Linked DNA regions of Homo sapiens: region 2 is linked to region 1. The links are chromatin loops, found by intact Hi-C in ENCODE. Cell type or tissue: K562. All regions are shown on one strand. Links, peaks and the distances in the headings refer to the core of each region. The heading gives the core; the rest is flanking DNA. Region 1 has its middle 52 kb from the start of RC3H1-DT. Region 2 has its middle 22 kb from the start of ANKRD45.

Region 1 (10,896 bases), core at 1,731-9,730:
TTATTTCCTTTGCTGTTTAGAAGGGTTTTTTGTTTGTTTGTTTTTTAGCTTGATGTAATCTCGTTTGTGTATTTTTGCTTTGGTTGCCTGTGTTTTTGAAATCTTACTCAAAAAATCTTTGCCCAGACCAATGACCTGGAGTATTTCCCCAATGTTTTCTTCTAGTAGTTTCATAGTTTCAGGTCTTACATTGAAGTCTTTGATTCATTTTGATTAGATTTTTGTATATGGTCAAAAGAGATAGGGGTCTAGTTTCACTATTCTGCATATGGTTATCTAGTTTTCCCAGTACTATTTATTGAAGAGACTGTCTTTTCCCTAATGTATGTTTCTGGTGCCTTTGTCGAAAATGAATTGGCTATAAATGTATGGATTTATTTCTGAGTTCTCTATTCTGTTCCATTGGTCTATGTGTCTGTTTTTATGCCACTACCATGCTGTTTTGCTTACTATAGCTTTGTAGCAGATTTTAAAGTCAGATGATGCGATGCCCCCAGTGAGGACTAATATCACTTTGGAGAAAAAATATTTATTTGTAATTCAGTAATTTTTTTCACTTTTAAAATTTTCCTTTTAAGTAAATTAAATAAATTTTAACAAACACATATAATATAATCACATATAAAAATAAAGAGTTTTTCTTTTTTTTTTTTTTTTTTTTTTTTGAGACTGAGTCTTGCTCTGTCACCAGGCTGGAATGCAGTGGCACAATATTGGCTCACTGCAAGCTCCGCCTCACAGGTTCAAGTGATTCTTCTGCCTCAGCCTCCTGAGTAGCTGAGACTACAGGCATGCCACCACTCCCAGCTAATTTTTGTATTTTTAGTAGGGACGGTGTTTCACCCTGTTGGCCAGGATGGTCTCGATCTCTTGACCTCGTGATCCGCCTGCCTTGGCCTCCCAAAGTGCTGGGATTGCCAGCGTGAGCCACTACTCTCAGCCTTCTGTTTTTTACATGTATATATTCAGGGAAAGATGTTTACCTAATGTCAATGATGATTATTTCTGAACGGTGAAATTTGAAGGTAACTATTAGTTTCTCCTTTATAGCTTCCTGCATTGACTTCCTATTAAACATGCCACTTTGAAGCAAGTGTTCATTTCATTGCTTATACCAAAATGTCACAATTTTTTTTAAAAAAAGGCATAAGCTCAAAAGCACTAAAAGCCCAGGAGAGGAGACTATAGTGGCTAAGATGTGTCAGTAAAATTTTAGAAGCTGAAAAGTGGATCGACTAGAGAGAACTGACTTCAGAGAACTGAAAAAGCCAAAATTTAAGCCTACAGTTGTGTGTGTGTGTGTGTGTGTGTGTGTGTGTACGTTGGAGGTGGGAGTGTGAATCCAGAAAGTAGTAAGCTTAATTTTGTTGCAGCACCCTGGAATGGTTCTTAAATTGAAGGCACAGGTATCTCCAGAGGAGGGGTAAGTATGGTATTGAAAATAGAAGAACTGGTTGAACTATAAGGAGGGAAGGTCATTTGTAGATGCCTTCTTTCAACCCACATAGGCTGTCAATCAGTAGTCTCAAAGTGATGTCTCTGTACCAGCAGCAATAGAAAATTACAAATACAAATTCTCATGCTTCACCCCTGACCTCCTGAATGAGAAACTCTAGAGATGGTGTCACCGGTAGAGAGTCATGACTGCAAGTTGTCCAGGTTCTTGGTGTTTTGAACAAAGAATTGGAAGAAACACCCAGCAAGGCAAAGAAAGAACGAAGCAACAAAAGAACTAAAGCAAGGATTTATTGAAAAAGAAAGTACACTCCACGGTGTGGGAGCAGACCCAAGCAGTGGCTCAAGGGCCCAGATACAGAATCTTCCTGGGCCCCCTAGAAGCTTCCCATTGGCCACTTCATGCTAACCTCATGTAAATGAAGTGGTATCCCCCGCTCAGTCTGACTGGTTGCAGAAAGCAACCATTCAGACGCTGGAGTGAAGTTACAAAGTTGCAAACAAAGACTCCACCCGCACTCAGCATGATTTGTTGTAGACAGCAAATTTCCCATCTGCCACGCAGAAAAGATCCAAGGGAGTAGCCTCTGCTCTTTTTGTTACTTAGGTGTGCAAAGTTAGGGTTTTCCTTTCAATTTAGTTCTAGGAAGTCAGAGTGAAACAGCCTTACGTTCCCTGCCTCCAGACCCTATTCTCCTGCCTCAATGGGATCCAGCCACCTGTGTTTTACCAAGCCCTCCATGGGACTCTAGTACAGTTAGAATTTGAGAATCACACCATTAGATTGGAGGTTTATTATCTGGAAAGTCTGAAGCAGAGAAAAGGTAGACTCAGAGACACCAGGAATATCTGAAGGTATGAGTAATTTACTGAAATTAGTAAATGTGCAGCAAATGAAAATCTACCTATTCCAAGTAATATATTTAAACCCCAATTGAGCTCCATGATGTTGACATCCAGGGTTTCATTCCTTAGAGCGCGATTAACACGTTGCTACCCAATGTTTGGTTCACAAACTGGTATTCATTATTGGTCTACAACAAGATATGGAATTTGTGCAAGAATGTAAATCTACTATGTCACTAAGTGCACTGTGTGGTTTGGCTTACTTTTTTTAATTAGAGAACTTCTCTCTGAGGAAATTAACTAGCAATCTGAACTGTGTCTGATATCCCTACAGTGAAACCCACTAGTTTTGAAAAGCTTCAAACACACTAAGATTTAAGTGAGCATTTTTATCTCTAACTCTTAACTATAAATGAACAGCCAAGAATCATCAGACATTTGAAGAAAGTCTAATATGGAAGAAACCAAAAGAAATGGTCAAAAGGAACTTGGAGAAAACTGAGACAAGTAGTAACAGAAAAAAAAAATTACAGTTAAAAAAAAAAACCCATACTTTAACATCTTCAAAGAGATAAAAGGAGAGATAGCATCCCTATGCTAGATGATAAAGCTATTTTTATTTTTATGGTTTTTTTTTTTTTTTTTGGAGACAGAGTCTTGCTCTGTTGTCTAGGCTGGAGTGCAGTGGCATCATCTCTGCTCACTGCAACCTCTGCCTCCCAGGTTCCAGCAATTCTCCTGCCTCAGCCTCCCAAGTAGCTGGGACTACAGGTGTGCGCCACCATGCCTGGTTAATTTTTGTATTTTTAGTAGAGATGGGGCTTTGCCATCATGGCCAGGCTAGTCTCGAACTCCTGACCTCAGGAGATCCACCCGTCTCTAGCTCCCAAAGTGCTGGGATTACAAGCGTGAGCCACTGCACCCCAGCCTATTTTTTTTTTTTTTTTTTTTTTGAGATAGGGCCTCCCTCTCTCGCTCAGGCTGGAGTGCAGTGGCACGATTTTGGCTCACTGCAGCCTCGGCCTCCCGGGTTCAAGCGATTCTCTTGCCCCTGCCTCCCAAGTAGCTGGGACTACAGGTGTGCACCGCCATGCCCAACTAATTTCTGCATTTTTAGTAGAGACGAGGTTTCACCATGTTGGCCAGGCTGGTCTCAAACTCCTGAGCTCAAGTGATCCACCCGCCTCAGCCTCCCAAAGTGCTGGGATTACAGGCGTGAGCCACTGCACCCGGTCAATAAAACTATTTTTGAAAAGACCATTATGGCCAGGCATATATAGATAATTTAGATATCTATCTATGATAGATAATACATGCATATCATATCTTATATATATTATATATATATAATATATATATATATATTCTGTTTCTCAGGAGAACACTAATACACCAGCTAAATGGCTTGAAAGAGTGATTGCTGGGGAATGGAGGGAGGGGGCCATTTCGGGGGAGGGATGGGACCAGGAACTCCATTTTTTACAAGCCTTATCATCCTTTTTGGCTTTTAAAACTATCTGCATACATTAATGTGACAAAAATTTAAAGTAAATTTAGAAAACACAACAAACCCAAGATGTTTCCTTTGTTAAAATTAAATTATATTAAAATGTGACCGACTCCTTTAAACTAGTGTAGTGAAATAAACAATAAAAACTTGTTTGTTCCTGTCTTGTTCCATTTCAATGATTCCCAAGTTTTTCCTCTGTGCTCCAGGTTCCTCACATTGTATTAAAGGAAAACCATTTTACCATCTTCACAAGGAAGGAGGAAGAACTAATAAAAATGGTTGATAAGTGTAAAGAGGCCTGAAAGGATAAGGAGTCTAGGGCAAGTCTTTTTGGCTGAAAATTGTTAGAATGTGAGATATGAAAAATAATTATAGATAAAAGCTGGCAATTACTGACCAGTTGCTAAGTGGCACATGTTGTGCTGGGCCCTTTCTTTGCATTACATCATTTAAATCCTCACAATGATCCTATAAGTTAGGCTATTTTCCCCATTCTACAGATAGAAACCTTTTAAAGGATGAGTAATTTGTCAAAGAAAGTGGCAGAGCCTGGATTTAAACTCAGATCGGTTTTACTCAAAAGTCTAAGCTCTTGGAAACTTCCAGTGTATTTTGAGCAAAACCAAAATAACAATCTGGGGGGTGGGGGTGGGGAGATATGAGGAATCACTATGGCTGCCAAGTCTCAACACGGGGCTATAGGAGTACAAGAGAAAATTACTCAAGACTAATTGAAACTGTAAAAGAATGATCCTGCTTCACAAAGGAATGCCACAGTAGATTGTCACATGAGCACCACTAGAATAAACTGAAGTATATGTACATTAATTCACCAAATATTTATTAAATGTCCTGTGAGTTGGCCACTGAGTTAGGGACTAGTAATATAAATTCTTCATTTATATAATCTAATACACTTAGATATGAGGAGTTTCTTGAAGAAATTACTATAAAATTAGGGGGTTTTTACTATCCTGAGACATAATATCAATATTCAGTTTCTTAGAAGAAATTCGTTCCTCTATTACTAATTTGTTATACTATGACTGTTTCAGCAGAGGGCACTAGGTAACCAAGATAGTTTTGAACTTCATGTGGCAAAATAGTTAATAAAAGTATCTTTCTGAACTGTATCTAAAAACAGAGTCATGATTTTTAAAAGCATATCAAATGTTTCAAAACTGGAATAAGCCATGAACCAAAGAAAGGAGGCTTGAAATATGAATATTGGCAAGATCACTCAGGTCAATATTCGAGATGCTTACACAATTATAGATTTTTTTTTTAGTGTTTCTGCTGCTTGTAAAATGATTTCGATTATTTATCTGCAAGCCTCTATTAGTGCTACCAGGAAATGTCAGTTTATCATTTAGCACTTATGAGAGAGATGGCTTAGGGTAGTGGAATAAACCCTGGGCCAGAAGCAAAAAATCTGGAGTTTGAGAGCACCTCTCTCCACTCACATTGCCTTTTACTAATTCTGTGACCCGGAGCAAAATACTTGATACTTTAGAGCTGTTGTTTCTACACCTCTACAATAGTGATAATGTCTCCCTTGCTTATGAATGTGAAAATGTGTTGCAAAATGTTGTAAATGCATAAGGTATTATTAACATACAAAATGTCAAGCTGCTAGAAAAAGAAATTCTAGAAACAAAATGCAATCCTACATAATATCCTTTTGATTCCAGGCCTGTAACAATTGGCTTTGGAATCTTCTGGTAGTAGTGTATATCTTATTAGTCCAAACAGAGACAAAAAGCAGCAACCTATAGTCACGATTTTAAGATTATTTTCTCCAGCCCCTTAAGATTTTACAAGTCCATTTTTTTCTTTTTTTATACAGGGTCTCACTTTGTCACCCAGGCTGTAGTGCAGTGGCGCAATCTCACCTCACTACAGTCTTGACCCCCCAGGTTCAAGCAATCCTCCTGCCTCAGCCCTCCAAGTAGCTGGGACTACAGCCTATGCCACCATGCCCGGCTAATTTTTGTATTTTTAGTAAAGACGGGCTTTCATCATGTTGAGCACAAGTGATCCGCCTGCCTAGGCCTTCCAAAGTTCTGGGATTACAGGCGTCAGCCACCCCGCCCCAACTACTAGTCCCTTTTGCACATCAAAGAAGAAATACAAATTAATTCATAAAGATTTGCTAAAAGATCTTTTCATCATATGATCATGCACTGTCCTCAGACAAACTGCCACTGGTTTGCACAGAGAGATTTCTCAGTTTTCAGGGGGAAGGCACATCCGGCTGTATGCTTTTCATTTTCTTAAATGTACTCACACAGTTTGCATGCCTGACTAGAAGTATAGCCACTCATCAACACTTCCAAATTGCCTTTATGAGCAATGTTTCCGTAAACCAATGAATAGGGTATGATTATATGTTACTTATGTGTGGGAAACTAAAGAACAAAAGGATCAAATGTGTAAGTGGGAGCTAAACATTTAGTACATATAGACACAAAGAAGGGAACAAAAGACACTGGGACCCACTGGAGAGTGAAAGAGGGAGGAGGGAGATTACGCCTTCTGACAATCATAGAACCACCAGAAACCACTGGAACCACTTAAAGTTACTAGAAAATTAGCATTCTGCCAGGGAGGTGGCTCATGCCTGTAATCCCAACACTCTGGGAAGTCGAGGCAGGTGGATCACTTGAGCTCAGGAGTTTGAGACCAGCCTGGCCAACACGGTGAAACCCCGTCTCTACTAAAAATACAAAAATTAGCCAGGCGTGGTGGCACGCGCCTGTAGTCCCAGGTACTAGGGAGGCTGAGGCAGGAGGATTGCTTGAACCTGGGAGGCAGAGATTACTGTGAGCTGAGATCATGACACTGCACTCCAGCCTAGGCGACAGAGCGAGACTGTCTCAAAAAAAAAAAGAAAAAGAAAATTAGCATTCTATCATATTACTCTTCTGTTTACATAATCAAATATATTTTGAACAGTTAACTACATGCGAGGCCCTGTGAGAGATGCTAGAGATACATTAGGGAAAAAACAAAAATACAAAACCAGCTCAGTCCCTGCATATTTGTGGAGCTTATGTGAGGGGGAGGAGCAGACCAAAAAATGAGGAGAGAAGGAAAATAGTTGTGAGTTGTGAATATTTTGTAAAGAAAGTAAACATGAGGGTGAAATAATAAAGAACAGAGGAAAATGATCAAAGGCAGGCTGTTCAAGAAGTCAGGTCAAGAAAAGATGCTGACATTTCAGCTGAAAGCTGAGGAGAGGCAGCATTTCAGGGGTTGCCGCTCTCCCAACAGAGGCAATAAATAGCATGCGCAAAAGCCCTGAGAAGAGAAAGATCCTGATGTGCCTGACAAACTGCAAACAAAACAAAACAAAATAAAACAGAACTGAACTGAACAAAAACCAGATGCTCACAGCATAGCAAGCAAGGGGAAGAGAGCCTTTAAAAAACGAGGTTGAAGAGTTAAGTCCGGGTCAGATACCAGGTTTTGTGGGCTATGGTAGGAGTTTGGATTTCATTCTAAGGAAAATATAAAGTCACTGAAAGATTTTAAACAGAGAAATAATTGGATTTGTATTTTAAGAAGATTCTTGCTACTTTGAGAAGAATGGGTTGGAAAGAAACAAATAGCAACAGGGAGATAAAGTAAAACTCTAATGCAATTTTCCCTGAGATAGATGACAATGAACTCAATAAATGTGTTGACGGAGACGTAAAGTTGTTCATAAATTTGAAATGTATTTTAAGAGATATGGATCGTTCTACTGGTTATTAGTAAAGTGTTTCTATGCAAAATATATATTGGAAAATAACTCAAAATATAATAATTTCATTTCACATAATGAGTTCTGTTAACTTTTAATGAACTCAAAGCTGTTATCAAGCACTTTAATCACTTCATTATATTAATTGAACATCTTTGGAGTGTACAGAAATGAAATTTGAGGCCAGGGGTGGTGGCTCATGCCTCTAATCCCAGTACTTTGGGAGGCTGAGGCGGGTGGATCACCTGAGGCCAGGAGTTCAAGACCACCCTCGCCAGCATGCCAAAAACCTGTCTCCACGAAAAATGCAAAAATTAGCCAGTTGTGGTGTCAGGAGCCTGTAATCCCAGCTACTTGGGAGGCTGAGGCAAGAGAATCGCTTGAACCCGGGAGACGGAGGTTGCAGTGAGCCGAGATTATGCCACTACACTCCAGCCTGGGTGACAGAGCAAAAAAAAAAAAAAGAAAAGAAAAAAGAAATGAAATTTAAGAGATATCCTTCTTCCTTAAAATGCTTATCAGTTTGGAAATCAAAAGCTTCCTGAATAAACCAATTGGAAAATGACCTATTGTTTAACATAAAACTAAACTGTACAGGGCAGAAAATAAGCACTCAGAAAGGATAGAGATTAAAAAATAATTTGGACTATCAAGGAATTTTTATGGTCTCCAAATTGGAGATTCTTCCTGGGCTTTTAAGGAGGGATGAAGTTTAAGTAAACCAACAAGTTCAGTTAGGGAAAGGATTTGAGCAAGATCATTGTGGTAGATACTTGAGGGTTTCTGCTCATCTCAGAATAATTTCTCCTTTTTCTCTCAGAACTGGCTCTCCCTCCACAGGAATGGGCACCTGGTAGACATCCAGTGCAGTCTAATCAATCTTGCCACAAGAGAAGTAATTGCACTGGATGCTTGACCCAAACCAAGTGAAGCCAATCAAATTCTATCTCAGAAATTCTGAATTGAGGTTCAAAATAGGGAGGTAGTTCCCTAAGCATGGCTGGAACTGTACCACATAAAATCAGAAGCCATAGATGGGTACAGAAGTGGGGAAAGCTAATCTGCAGAGATAAAAAGAGAGAGAAAAAAAATCCTGATTCCTTGGTTCTAGAACCTACTAGATGCTTCCAGAGTCTCTTACTACACTCTTGTCCTTGAGTTCTGTGAGAAAACACCGTATCCTTAACATAATTTCCCTTTTTGCTTAAATCACTTTGTGCTAGTTGCTGTTATTCAGAACCAATGTACCTTATCCAAGTCCAGTAGTCATAAAAATAAGAATAAGCATGATGAACAGATAGGACTAACTGTAACAGAATATCATTCTATGCACAAAATATTGAGAAAAAATATAACACTAGGCACCATCTTTAACAAACATACATTTAGTGGAGTAAGATAAACAGCATACCAGAATTACAATGACACCTCATGGATACTGATATCAAAGATTCTTCAGGCAAAGAATGTAAATGACATCATCAGACAGGAAAAGCAGTCACAAATTAGGGACTCATACTTTCAGGTGAAAGTGTTAATTCTGAAGATTAATTTGGCAATATCTATTAAGATTCTTTAAATGGCTATAGTACTTCTTTCAAGAAACAAGGATTTCTCAAGTCCTTAGTGTATATCACGTGCATGTCTAGGTAGTGGAAATAAAGTACTAAACAAGAAAGGTAAATTCTCTGCCCTGTGGAACTTACAGGGAGGGGGGAAGAAATAATAAATTAATTACAAGATTGCCCATAATTTCTAGGAATTTGACAAGGTAAACAATCAGATAAATATACACAGATGTAGGCACAAACATGTTGACACATTATAACGTTACTTATAAGTTTTAAAAATTGGAGGCCAGGCGCGGTGGCTTACGCCTATAATCCCAGCACTTTAGGAGGCTGAGGCCGGTGGATCACCTGAGGTCAGGAGTTCAAGACCAGCCTGGCCAACATGGTGAAACCCCGTCTCTACTGAAAATACAAAAACTAGGCTGGGCGTGGTGGCTCACGCCTGTAATCCCAGCACTTTGGAAGGCCGAGGCAGGTGGATCACGAGGTCAGGAGATCGAGACCATCCTGGCTACCACGGTGAAACCCCGTCTCTACTAAAAATACAAAAAAAATTAGCCGGGCGTGGTGGCAGGCGCCTGTAATCCCAGCTACTAGGGAGGCTGAGGCAGGAGAATGGCGTCAACCCGGGAGGCGGGGCTTGCAGTGAGCCGAGATAGTGCCACTGCACTCCAGCCTGGGCGACAGAGCGAGACTCCCTCTCAAAACAAAAAACAAACAAACAAACAAAATACAAAAACTAGCCAGGCATGGTGGTGGGCACCTGTAATCCCAGCTACCTGGGAGGCTGAGCAGGTGAATTGCTTGAACCTGGGAGATGGAGGTTGCAGTGAGCCAAAATCGCACCATTGCACTCCAGCCTGGGCAACAAGAGTGAAACTCAGTCTCAAAAAAAAAAGGAAACAACCAGCCAGGCGCTTTGGCTCATCGCAGCACTTTGGGAGGCCGAGGTGGGCGGATCACCTGAGGTCAGGAGTTCAAAACCAGTCTGGATAACATGGCGAAACCCCGTTTCTACAAAAATACAAAAATTAGCCAGGCATGGTGTCAGGAGCCTATAATCCTAGCTACTTGGGAGGCTGAGGCAAGAGAATCACTTGTAACCTGGGAGGCGGAGGCTGCAATGAGCCGAGATTGAGCCACTGCACTCCAGCCTGGGCAACACTCCATCTCAAAAAAAAAAAAAAAAAAAAAAATTGGAAACAATCTAAGTGTCCAATAATAAGGAATCAATTACATAAATTATAGTATATCCAAATAATGGTGTGCTATGTTATAACTTAAAATATTTTAAAATAGTAATGGCTAATGTCCATTAAGTGCTTACTGTGTGCGAGGTATTGTTGTGTTTTATATCCAGTAACTCATATAATTACTCATTTAATAAACACAAAAATCCTGAAGTAGGTATTTCATTATCATCTCCGTTGTATACATAAGGAATCTATTGCATGGAGAGGCTAAGTAACTCACCCATAATCGTATAGCTAATAAGTAGGAGAAGTGAGATTTTAATCCAGAGAAGAGTTTAACTTTAGAAACCGTGCTCTTAACTCCGCAATTCCCTGAGAAACATTCCTATATGGAAAAATATCCATAATATAGTTTTAAGTCAAAAAATGCAATATATTAATAGAATTTCATATATAATTTTTAAAAATAAATTATGTATATACTTTTACCCAGAAAAAAAGGAAGAGATTCCAAAATATTAATAAATCAATTTCCCTGAATAGTAGGATTAAAAATTTCAATCTTCTTCTTGGTCT
Region 2 (10,896 bases), core at 1,514-9,513, 380 kb after region 1:
AATTCTGGGTTGAACATTCTTTTCTTTAAGAATGTTGAATATTGGCCCCCACTCTCTTCTGGCTTATAGAGTTTCTGCTGAGAGAGCCGCTGTTAGCCTGATGGGCTTCCCTTTGTGGGTAACCCAACCTTTCTCTCTGGCTGCCCTTAACATTTTTTCCTTCATTTCAACCTTGGTGAATCTGACAATTATGTGTCTTGGGGTTGCCCTTCTCGAGGAGTACCTTTGTGGTGTTCTCTGAATTTCCTGAATTTGAATGTTGGCCTGCCTTGCTAGGTTGGTGAAGTTCTCCTGGATAATATCCTGAAGAATGTTTTCTAGCTTGGTTCCATTCTCCTGTCACTTTCAGGTACACCAATCAAATGTAGATTTGGTCTTTTCACATAGTCCCATATTTCTTGGAGGCTTTGTTCATTGTTTTTACTCTTTTTTCTCTAAACTTCTCTTCTTGCTTCATTTCATTAATTTGATCTTCAATTGCTGAAACCCTTTCTTCCACTTGATCGAATTGGCTACTGAAGCTTATGCATGCATCACATAGTTCTCCTGCCATGGTTTTCAGCTCTATCAGGTCATTTAAGATCTTCTCTACACTGTTTATTCTAGTTAGCCATTCATCTAATCTTTTTTCAAGGTTTTTAGCTTCCTTGTTGTGGGTTTGAACATGCTCCTTTAGCTTAGAGAAGTTTATTATTACCGACCTTCTGAAGCCTAGTTCTGTCAACTCATCAAAGTCATCCTCTATTTGAATAGAAAAAACTATTCTTAAATTCATATGAAACCAAAAAAGAGCCCTAATAGCAAAAGCAATCCTAAGCAAAAAGAACAAAGCTGGATGCATCACATTACTCAACTTCAAACTATACTACAAGGCTACAGTAACCGAAACAGCATGGTATTGGTCAAAAACAGACCCATAGACCAATGGAACAGAATAGAGAACCCAGAAATAAAGCCACACACCTACAACCACCTGATCTTTGACAAAATCAGCAAAAACAAACAATGAGAAAAGGGCTCCCTATTCAGTAAATGGTACTGGGATAACTGGCTAGCCCTAAGCAGATGATTGAATCTGGAATCCTATGTTTCACCATAGACAAAAATTTACTCAAGATGGATTAAAGGCTTAAATGTGAGACCTAAAACTATAAAAATCCTAGAAGAAAGGAAATGTCATTCTGGACACTGGCCTTGGCAAATAATTTATGACTAAGTCCTCAAAAGCAATTGTAACAAGAACAAAAATTGACATGTGGGACCTATCAGGGGAACCACCCCCAATATTTCACGTCGGTTCTTTTCTGTTTCCCTAAGTATCAGCCAGTCTGAGAAATACAGGGAAAGAGTACAAAAGAGAGAAATTTTAAAGCTGGGTGTCCGGGGGAGACATCACATGTTGGCAGTTTCCTTCATGCCCCCTGAGCCATAAAACCAGCAAGTTTTTATTACTGATTTTCAAAGGGGAGGGAGTGTACGAATAGGGTGTGGGTCACAGAGATCACATGCTTCACAAGGCAATAAAATATCACAAGGCAAATGGGGGCAGAGTACCAGGGTGAAATTAAAATTGGTAATGAAGTTTTGGGCATGCATTGTCATGGATAACATCTTATCAGGAGACAGGGTTTAAGAGCAGATAACCGGTCTGGCTAAAATTTACTGGGTGGGAATTTCCTTGTCCTAATAGGCCTGGGAGTGCTATGGAAGACTGGGGCTTATACGCTGTTGGTGGGAATGTCAACTAGTTCAGCCAGTGTGGAAAGAAGTTGGAGACTTCTCAAAGGACCTAAAACAGAACTGCCATTCAACCCAGCAATCCTACTACTGGGTATATACCCAAAGGATCATAAAACATTCTGCCAAAAAGACACACACACTCATATGCTTATCGCAGCACTAGTCACAATAGCAGAGACATGGAATCAACATAGGTGCCCATCATTGATGGATTGGATGAAGAAAATATAGTACATATACACCACGGAATACTATGGCACCATAAGAAAGAGTGATATCATGTCCTTTGCAGCAACGTGGATGCGGTCCAAGCCAATATCCTAAGTGAATTAACACAGGAACAGAAAACCAAATACTGCATGTTCTCACTTATAAGGGGGAGCTGAACATTGAATACACATGGACATAAAGATGGCAACAATAAACACTGGGGAATACTAGAGGAGGGAAGGAGGGATGGGAGCAAGGGCTGAAAAACTACCTATTGGGTACTGTGTTCACTACCTGGGTGACAGGATCACTCATACACCAAGCCTCAGCATCATGTTATATACCCACCTAACAAACCTGCACATGTACTCCTGAATCTAAAATAAAAATTAAAATATACTTAAAAAAGAAAGCATTTAAAATACCATACATTGCTTAGGAATACACATTAACGTGACAAAATTATAATAGCATGATTGAAGAATATACACATGATATAAGGATGATAGTGATTTTGTTAACATAGGTAGGAAGGGCCAGAGAACTGAAAATGACAATAAAATTTCTCAATTTTACCAGTAATATTTCATTCATATTATTAAAATGATTTGAAAAATATTACAACTAATAAATGTCTTTTAAATTCAGATGTTCAGTTATATTAGAATCTGTTGTTTTCTGTGTAATTGAAAAATTTCCTAATAAAAATAATACAAGAGAAGTAGACAATTCATTGGACATCTAGAACTCCCTCCTTAAATTCCATGGTTATGGAAAACCAAATACTGCAGGTTCGCACTTGTAAGTGGGAGCTAAGCTGTGGGTACACAAAGGCATACAAAATGGTATAATGGACATTGGAGACCCTGAAGGGGGAAGAGTGGGTAGGAGGTGAGGGATGCAAAACTGTGTATTGGGTACAATGTACACTATTCAAGTGACAAGTATCCTAAAATTCCAGATTCACCACTATACAATTCATCCATGTAACCAAAAACCACACATACCTCTAAAGCTATTGAAATAATAATAATAATAATAATAATAATAATAATAATAATAAACTTCTTAAGTTTCATGGTTAAAAGTCAAGAAAACACTACCTTCCATCTGGTTTATAAAAATTGAAATTCTGGCCAGGCACAGTGATTCACGCTTGTAATCCCAGCACTTTGGGAGACTGAGGCGGGTGGATCATCTGAGGTCAGGAATTTGAGACCAACTGACCAATATGGTGAAACCCTGTCTCTACTAAAACTACAAAAGTTAGCTTGGTGTCCGTGGCATGCACCTGTAGTCCCAGCTACTTGGGAGGCTGAGGCAGGAGAATTGCTTGAACCCGGGAGGCGGAGGTTGCAGTGAGCCAAGATCATGCCACTGCACTCCAGCCTGGGTGACAGAGTGAGACTCTGTCTCAAAAAGAAAAAAAAAATTGAAATCCTACGTATTGAGCACCTAGTCTACACTTGGCCCTTGAAATTATTGTCTGCTATACATAGCTACCTCTGAGAAATAGTGCCTTAGACAGTGCTATTTCCCTGGGATACTCCTCCTTTCCCGCTCCAACCATAACTTATTTGCCAATGGGCAGAAATCTAACCCAGTGGCAGCCCTTTTCTAGCCAGCAACCTATGGCATAGATGCCTTCACTCAAAGCAGATAAGTTAAACCAGCCAGATTGCTCTTCCAGTAATTTGGTATTAAAAATAAAAGTTACTGATGGGCAGTGGACTGTGAGGTTTTATAGATGTGGGGGCTAAGGAAATTTATGCCTAGCAGACCAGTAATCAGAAGAAATCAATGAGCAAAGAAAAAGCTAGAGAACAGAGTCCTTCTGAGGACTGGGTGCACTTAACCTCTTATTTTGGAATTCTGTGACATCTCTTTATATCCATATAATTGGTCCTACTTCACTCTCTCTTTATTTGAACTGCATTTGGTAGTTCTATTTTCTTGGATATGTTTTTATTCTATGTTGTCCACATCCTTTAGATAGAAGAAAGTATATCATTACATAGGTGAAAATGAGATGTTGATGGTTGATGGTCTCACAACTAATGAGCATTGAAGCCATGATTTAATCTGGCTTTAAAGCTGTGTTCTGGATTAAATGCAAGTGGTTATGCATTTGCCAGCATGAATATGCATGCATATTTATCCATGTCTATAACCAGTGCTTGTTTTCCATCTGGATGAATAGGGAGATAGATGGATAGAGAGATAGAAAGAATAACAAAGAATAACATAACAAAATAGAATAGTGCTACAAATGGGGAAATTAACAAGAAATTCTTTTTTTTTTTGAGGTGGAGTCTTGCTGTTGTCACCTGGGCTGAAGTGCAATGGCATGATCTCAGCTCACTGCAACCTCTCAGGTTCCAGCTATTCTCCTGCCTCAGCCTCCCAAGTAGCTGAGATTACAGGCACTTGCCACCATGCCTGGCTAATTTTTGTATTTTTAGTAGAGATGGAGTTTCACCATTGTTGGCCAGGCTGGTGTCAAGCTCCTGACCTCTGTTGATCCACCCCCCCGGCCCCCCATCCCTTGGCCTCCCAAAGTACTGGGATTACAGGTGTGAGCCACCATGACCGGCCAAGAAATTCATATTTTTAACGTTAAAATATAAGAACAGAACCACAAAGCCAGGGCTGTCACTATCATGTTGTATTGTCTTGCCTGGGTTGGATTAGGGTGAACGTGGTTTCACACAGATGAACAAGGAGAAGAGTGATGCTGCCTGGTGAAATAATCACTGATTCCCCAGAAAACCTGAGAGAAAGAGCTCAGGTGGGTAATGCCCTGTTTAACCCTCATGTTCCAGGCCCTGACTCATTTGCCACTTCTTAACTTTCACTAGAAGCACATGTTAAACACTCAGATATAGTGGTAATGATTTTTTATTCATGTTTTAGTAAAAGCATTGCTTCTCACTGTTTATGTTTTTGAAATGAAGCAGCATCAGTTCTCAGAAACACAGCCTTCTGATTGTCAGCATCATCTTCCCTGTGTCAAAGTGTGAAAGGAAAATATCTTGGGCCCCCAAAATCACTAAGCTAAAGGGAAAAGTCAAGCTGGGAACTGCTTAGGGCAAATCTGCCTCCCATTCTATTCAAAGTCACCCCTCTGCTCACTGAGATAAATGCATATCTCATTGCCTCCTTTGGAGAGATTAATCAGAAACTCAAAAGAATGCAACAATTTGTCTCTTACCTACCTATGACCTGGAAGCTCCCTCCCCACTTTGAGTTGTCCCACCTTTCCAGACGGAACCAATGTTCATCTTACATATGTTGATTAATGTCTCATGTCTCCCTAAAATGTATAAAACCAAACTGTGCTCTGACCACTGTTAGATATGAATTCTAAATTTATTTTCAAAGAATTAATATGTCAGTATGTTCAATTCTTTGCCTTCTACTTTTAAACTTCCTTTTAAACTTTCTACTTTTAAACTTCACTTCCTTGTAAAGCAACTTTTTTCGACTACCTACTCCACCCTAACTCATTCTGATCATCTGCTCCACCCTAACTCATTCCAATCAGCTGCTCCACACTAACTCATTCTGATTACCTGCTACCTGCTCGACCCTGACTTCTGCCAAAGCACTCACCCCATCATTCTCTTTAAATTAGCCAATCAGTATTAGTTTAGCCCATGCAGTCTAATCCTCGCCAATAGGGGAATAACACAGCAGCAGGGGCCATGTGCGTCAAGGATAAGAACTCCTTCCCCTCCCTTGTCCAAGTGTGCGCTCACCATTGCTCCATCTGTAAGGGTGCACACTTCATTTTTGTTTTGTTTTGTTTTTTGAGACGGAGTCTCTCTCTGTCGCCCAGGCTGGAGTGCAGTGGCGTGATCTCAGCTCACTGCAAGCTCTGTCTTCCGGGTTCTTGCCATTCTCCTGCCTCAGCCTCCCAAGTAGCTGGGACTACAAGGCACCCACCACCAAGCCTGGCTAATTTTTTTGTATTTTTAGTAGAGACGGGGTTTCACCGTGTTAGCCAGGATGGTCTCGATCTCCTGACCTCGTGATCCACCCATCTTGGCCTCCCAAAGTGCTGGGATTACAGGCGTGAGCCACCAGGGCACATCTTTCTACAGAAGTACCTGGCCTTGCTGAGAGTTAAAAATAAAATTTTATATTTGAGTGCTATTTCTTTTGCAGCACTGAAACTTTATATGTAACAATTTGGGGGCTCGCCTGTGATTACATTTCCCTCTGGGGACGGTCTCTGGTTCACTCTCGTGAGGAGGTGTGCCCCGCCCCCTTCTGGCGGCCTCAGGGGTGAGAAATCAAGACCCACCCAGTGCGAGGAATAACCTGAGCTCTCAGCAACACAGAAAAAACCAAACCAAAACAAAAAACTGGCCAGCAACCTAGCTTAAAGGATCCTCACATACTGCAGCAATGACTCTGGGCATGGACCAAGGAAGGAGAAGCCGTGGGAGCCAGTAAAGTATTTCCCTGGTGGTCAGGACCAAGGTAAGAAAGCCGTGGGGGGTGGGGCAGTGAAGTACTCCTTGGTTGGGGTGGCTTAGAGGTTAAAAAGAGGTGAGACATCCCCACTGGGGGGGATTGAACCTCACACAAACCTCCATAGTAGAAAAGGTGAGAAATTTCCCATGGAGGAAATTGAGCCTCACCCCAAAAGGCAAGAAATTTCCAGTGGGGAAATTGAGCCCCACCCCAAAAGGCAAAAATCCCAGTGGGGAAATTGAGGCTTACCCCAAAAGGTGAGAAATTTCCAGTAGGGGAAATTGAACCTTGAACCTTACCCCAAAACCATCAAGATGGGAAATACCCCAAGCAAGACAGGGAGTAAGGGGGATAAAGATGGTAACGAAGATATTCCACTGTATAGCCCCCTAGGTCTCATGCGAAAACACTGGAAAGATAATGAGAGGACTAAACATAGGAAAAAGCAACAAATGTTAAAATATTGCTGTTTTATTTGGACTCAGGGACCCATCCTCAATACCTCAATCTTCTGGCCAAAGTTTGGGTAGAATGAGTATGTAATGTGTCAGTTTCTAATCTGATATGTTAATGATAAAAGTCCAGTATCTCAAGAAGAACTAGGCTATGCCCTTTGTTGGAGGCAAGGACCTGCCCTCCTTTTTCCCTTAAAAACAAATAGGGAAGAACCAAATCTGGCACCTCAAAATGAAAAGTCAGAGGAGCCAGCTCTCATGCCTAAAGATTCCAGCACGTGGGATCCCCTAGAGTATCTTCCCCCACTCAGTGTCCCCGATCTTTCCCCTCAAACAGCCACTGCTGCCTCAGATCCCATTCCAAATTCCCCCTCTACTCACATTATCCCTCCTCCTTATAACCCTGACTCTTGGGAATTACTGTGCCACCAGCCTGTTCCCTCCCAACCTAAAGACCCCTCTCTAAAAGGACTCCAGCATGAGGTAGAACAATGTAAAAAAGATATTTAGAATTTCCCAGTTCCTTCTGTACCTAAGAGGTCAGCCCCGACCCTCTTCCCTTTGAAAGAGGTACCACAAGGGAGGTCGGGGGGGGGGGGGGCGGGGGGCAGGCATTGGCTTTGTAAGTCTGAAATTTTAAAAAGGAGCTTAAACTGCCACTAGATGACCCTTATGGAGTGGCAGACCAAATTGACCAATTCTTAGGACCTCAGTTATACACTTGGGTCGAGTTACTGTCCATCTTGGGCATCCTCTTTTCAGAGGAAGAAAGGAGTATGATTTGTAGGGCTGCTATGGTAGTTCAGGAATGTGAGCACCCTCCTGATGAAAACATTCCTACCACAGGCCAGAAATTCTCCACCCGAGACCCCCAGTGGGACAATAACAACGCAGATCACCGGGAAAATATGCAGAATGTAAGGGAGATAATAATAAAAGGAATTTGGGAATAAGTACCCTGAACTCGAAATCTTTCTAAAGCACTTGATATACAACAGGAAAAGGACGAAGGGCCTATGAGATTCCTAGACAGACTGAGGGAGCAAATGAGGCAATGTGCAGGCCTCAATTTGGATGATCCCCTTGGGCAAGGAATGTTGAAACTCCAATTTGTCACTAAAAGTTGGCCAGATATTTCAAAAAAGTTACAAAAATAGACAATTGGGAAGACCGTCCTCTAAGTGAGCTTCTCAGGGAAGCTCAGAAAGTATACATGAAAAGGGATGAAGAAAAAGAGAAAAAAAAAGACAAAACTTATGTTTTCCACCTTCCAACAGATGGCTCCAAACCCAGGTACGTCTAGACAGAGCTTCCAGGGAGCCAGAAACTATAAAGGGTCCGAACCCTCTTTTAAATGACCCCAGCCTCTATCTGGAGGACCAAGGTCCTCATCTACCAGGCCCCCTAAAGAGTATGGGGGAGCAGGGTTAAAGAATCCCAGAACTAAGAGGGAGGAAGGACAAGATAGGTGCTATAGATGTGGAAAAACAGGCCACTTCAAGAGAGGATGTCCTGAACTAAGAAAGGAGAAAGAAGCCCTTCCACTCATGACTTTAGAGGAAGAGTAGGGGGGTCAGGGGCTCTGTCTTTTTTATATTGAGTCCCAGCAGGAGCCCTTGATAAATTTGGAGGTGGGCCCTAAACATGAGCTTATCACCTTTTTAGTCGATTCAGGCGCTGCTTGCTCCTCTGTTTGTTCCCCCCAACCCCCCGTCTAATGTTGTCTCCTCCTCAGAGGAACTTTTAGTTTCCGAGGTAAAAGGGGAAGGAGAGGGGAGAACAGCATAAGCAGCTGGCACAGGCAGGGAAAGACCAGCAGAAAGGGGAGAGAGAGAGAGACAGAGAGGAAAGAGGCAGAAAGAGAGAGAGAGACAGAGAGGAAAGAGGCAGAAAGAGAGAGAGGAAAGAGGCAGAAAGAGAGAGAGGAAAGAGGCAGAAAGAGAGAGAGGAAAGAGGCAGAAAGAGAGAGAGGAAAGAGGCAGAAAGAGAGAGAGGAAAGAGGCAGAAAGAGAGAGAGGAAAGAGGCAGAAAGAGGAAGAGGCGGAGAGAGAGAGAGAGGAAGAGGCAGAGAGAGAGAGAGGAAGCGGCAGAGAGAGAGAGAGGAAGAGGCAGAGAGGGAGAGAGAGGGAGAGAGAGGAAGAGGCAAAGAGGAAGAGGCAGAGAGAGGAAGAGGCAGAGAGAGAGAGGAAGAGGTAGAGAGAGGAAGAGGTAGAGGAAGAGGCAGAGAGAGAGAGGAAGAGGCAGAGAGAGAGGAAGAGGCAGAGAGAGGAAGAGGCAGAGAGAGAGAGGAAGAGGCAGAGAGAGAGAGAGGGAGTCAGAGAGAGAAAGAGGGAGTCAGAGAGAGAAAGAGAGACAGAAAGTCAGAGAGAAAGAAAGATGTAGTAAAGAAAAAACAGTGTACCCTATTCCTTTAAAAACCAGGGTAAATTAAAAACCCATAATTGGTAATTGAAGGTCTTCTCTGTGACCCTGTAACACTCCAATACCACCTTGTTGTCAGTGTAAACAAGGGCATAGCCCGAAAGCACTGAGGACACTGACAACCCGTACCCTTCCTATCAAAAATCCTTAACCCAATAACCCGTAGATGGCCCAAATACATTCAATCTGTAGCGACAACTGCTTTGCTAACAGAAGAAAGTATGAGGCAATTCTGTTAAAAAAAAAAAAAAAAAAAGATTCAACATTAACCACTAAAAATTCCCTTAACCCAGCAGGTTTCCTAGCAGGGGATCTAAATCTTAATTACTACACAAAGGTCCGACCAGACCTAGGAGGAACTCCCTTCAGGACAGGATGATAGATGTTTCCTCCCAGGTGATTGAGGGAAGAAGACACAATCGGTATTCAGTAAGTGATAAGGAAACTCTTGTAGAAGCAGAGTTAGGAAAATTACCTAATAATTGGTCTGCTCAAATGTGCGAGCTGTTTGCACTCAGCCAAGCCTCAAAATACAGAACCAGGAAGGAACCATCTGTACAAATTCTAAGTTAATTTGGACTAAAAACAAGGTCGTATTAATAATAAAGAATAATTGAAATCCCAAACTTACAAGGTTTTCAGCAAAAGTAAAGTTTGCTAAAAGTTAACATGTATTATCCTAACTTCTAATCTTGTGGCCTTAGACAGTCTAGTCCACAGACATGAAGGAAGTTTGCTTTGGAAAAGAATAGTTATCTTCAGAGAAGAAAAAAGGGGTGGGGGGGGGGTAGAATTTATATAAAAAGGGATGTTATATGGTAAATTCTTGTCCTAAAATAAATTAACTGGTTGTTTAAATAAAAGGGATGTTTGTGACAAGTCAGAAAGTTGAGGCGTGTCAAAGAATTGTCTGTGAAAGTCAGGAAAAAAAATTATAAAAGGGAATTTATGCAAGAAATGTTGTATAATTTAAAAGTAATTAGGCCTCCTGAATGTAAAACTATTGAAGAAACAGTTTATGTGCAAGGTGTGTAAGGAAAGTAAAATATACTTTTGGTAAAAGGATTATAAGGATGCATAAGAATGTGGATTTTTACCTACATTAAAAGGTTAAAAAGTATATATTTTGTTTTAAAGGTTTAAGCAAGTTTTAAAACATTAATTGTAAAGGAAATTCTGTGTGTAAACATATTGGCTAAAGTTAAGGGGGTGTCATCCAGTTTTTCTGTGAACTGGACATTAAAAGCACAACAGGTTTTTCTTAAAGCACTAACCTGCTCTGTAACAAAAATTATAAAAGGTTAAAAAAAGTCTATAAAAATCTTACCTTCTGGTCAGACATTAAAAATTGGATAAATATGTCTACAAGGTTGTATTAAAATTAAGTTTAACATTAATAACACACTAATATAAAGGTGAAATTTAGCTTATCTGGTATAAAAATCATACAGGAAGCATTGTCAAATATAAAATGGCATTTGGCTTTCTTTGGTCTAAAAACTAATAAAAATAGGTGCTAAAGGAAATTTCTCAGTAAGAAGGCACCAAGGACTATAAAGTCCACTGCTGATGTCTCCACATTTAAAACAAA

What was found. A loop is a pair of places that touch in the nucleus more often than their neighbours do. Peaks named below come from ENCODE experiments on the same cell type or tissue, not always from the same donor. Only the 100,000 strongest peaks of a DNase experiment are listed, where the experiment ranks them.
Region 2: a loop joins it to region 1, with 4 times the contacts of the local background. A loop is called at or near these places in 2 of 110 quality-filtered maps.

The regions. Positions count from the first base shown.
Region 1 is chr1:174,068,936-174,079,831 of GRCh38, reverse strand. No RefSeq gene overlaps it. Among named protein-coding and RNA genes, the nearest start is that of RC3H1-DT, 52 kb to the right of the region's middle. In K562, for the core only: a CTCF peak has its summit at 4,876 (motif pointing right); no DNase peak of the experiment used is centred there.
Region 2 is chr1:173,686,652-173,697,547 of GRCh38, reverse strand. It overlaps a transcript of ANKRD45 not described here. Among named protein-coding and RNA genes, the nearest start is that of ANKRD45, 22 kb to the right of the region's middle. In K562, for the core only: CTCF peaks have their summits at 6,203 (motif pointing left) and 8,152 (motif pointing right); a DNase peak (open chromatin) is centred at 6,197.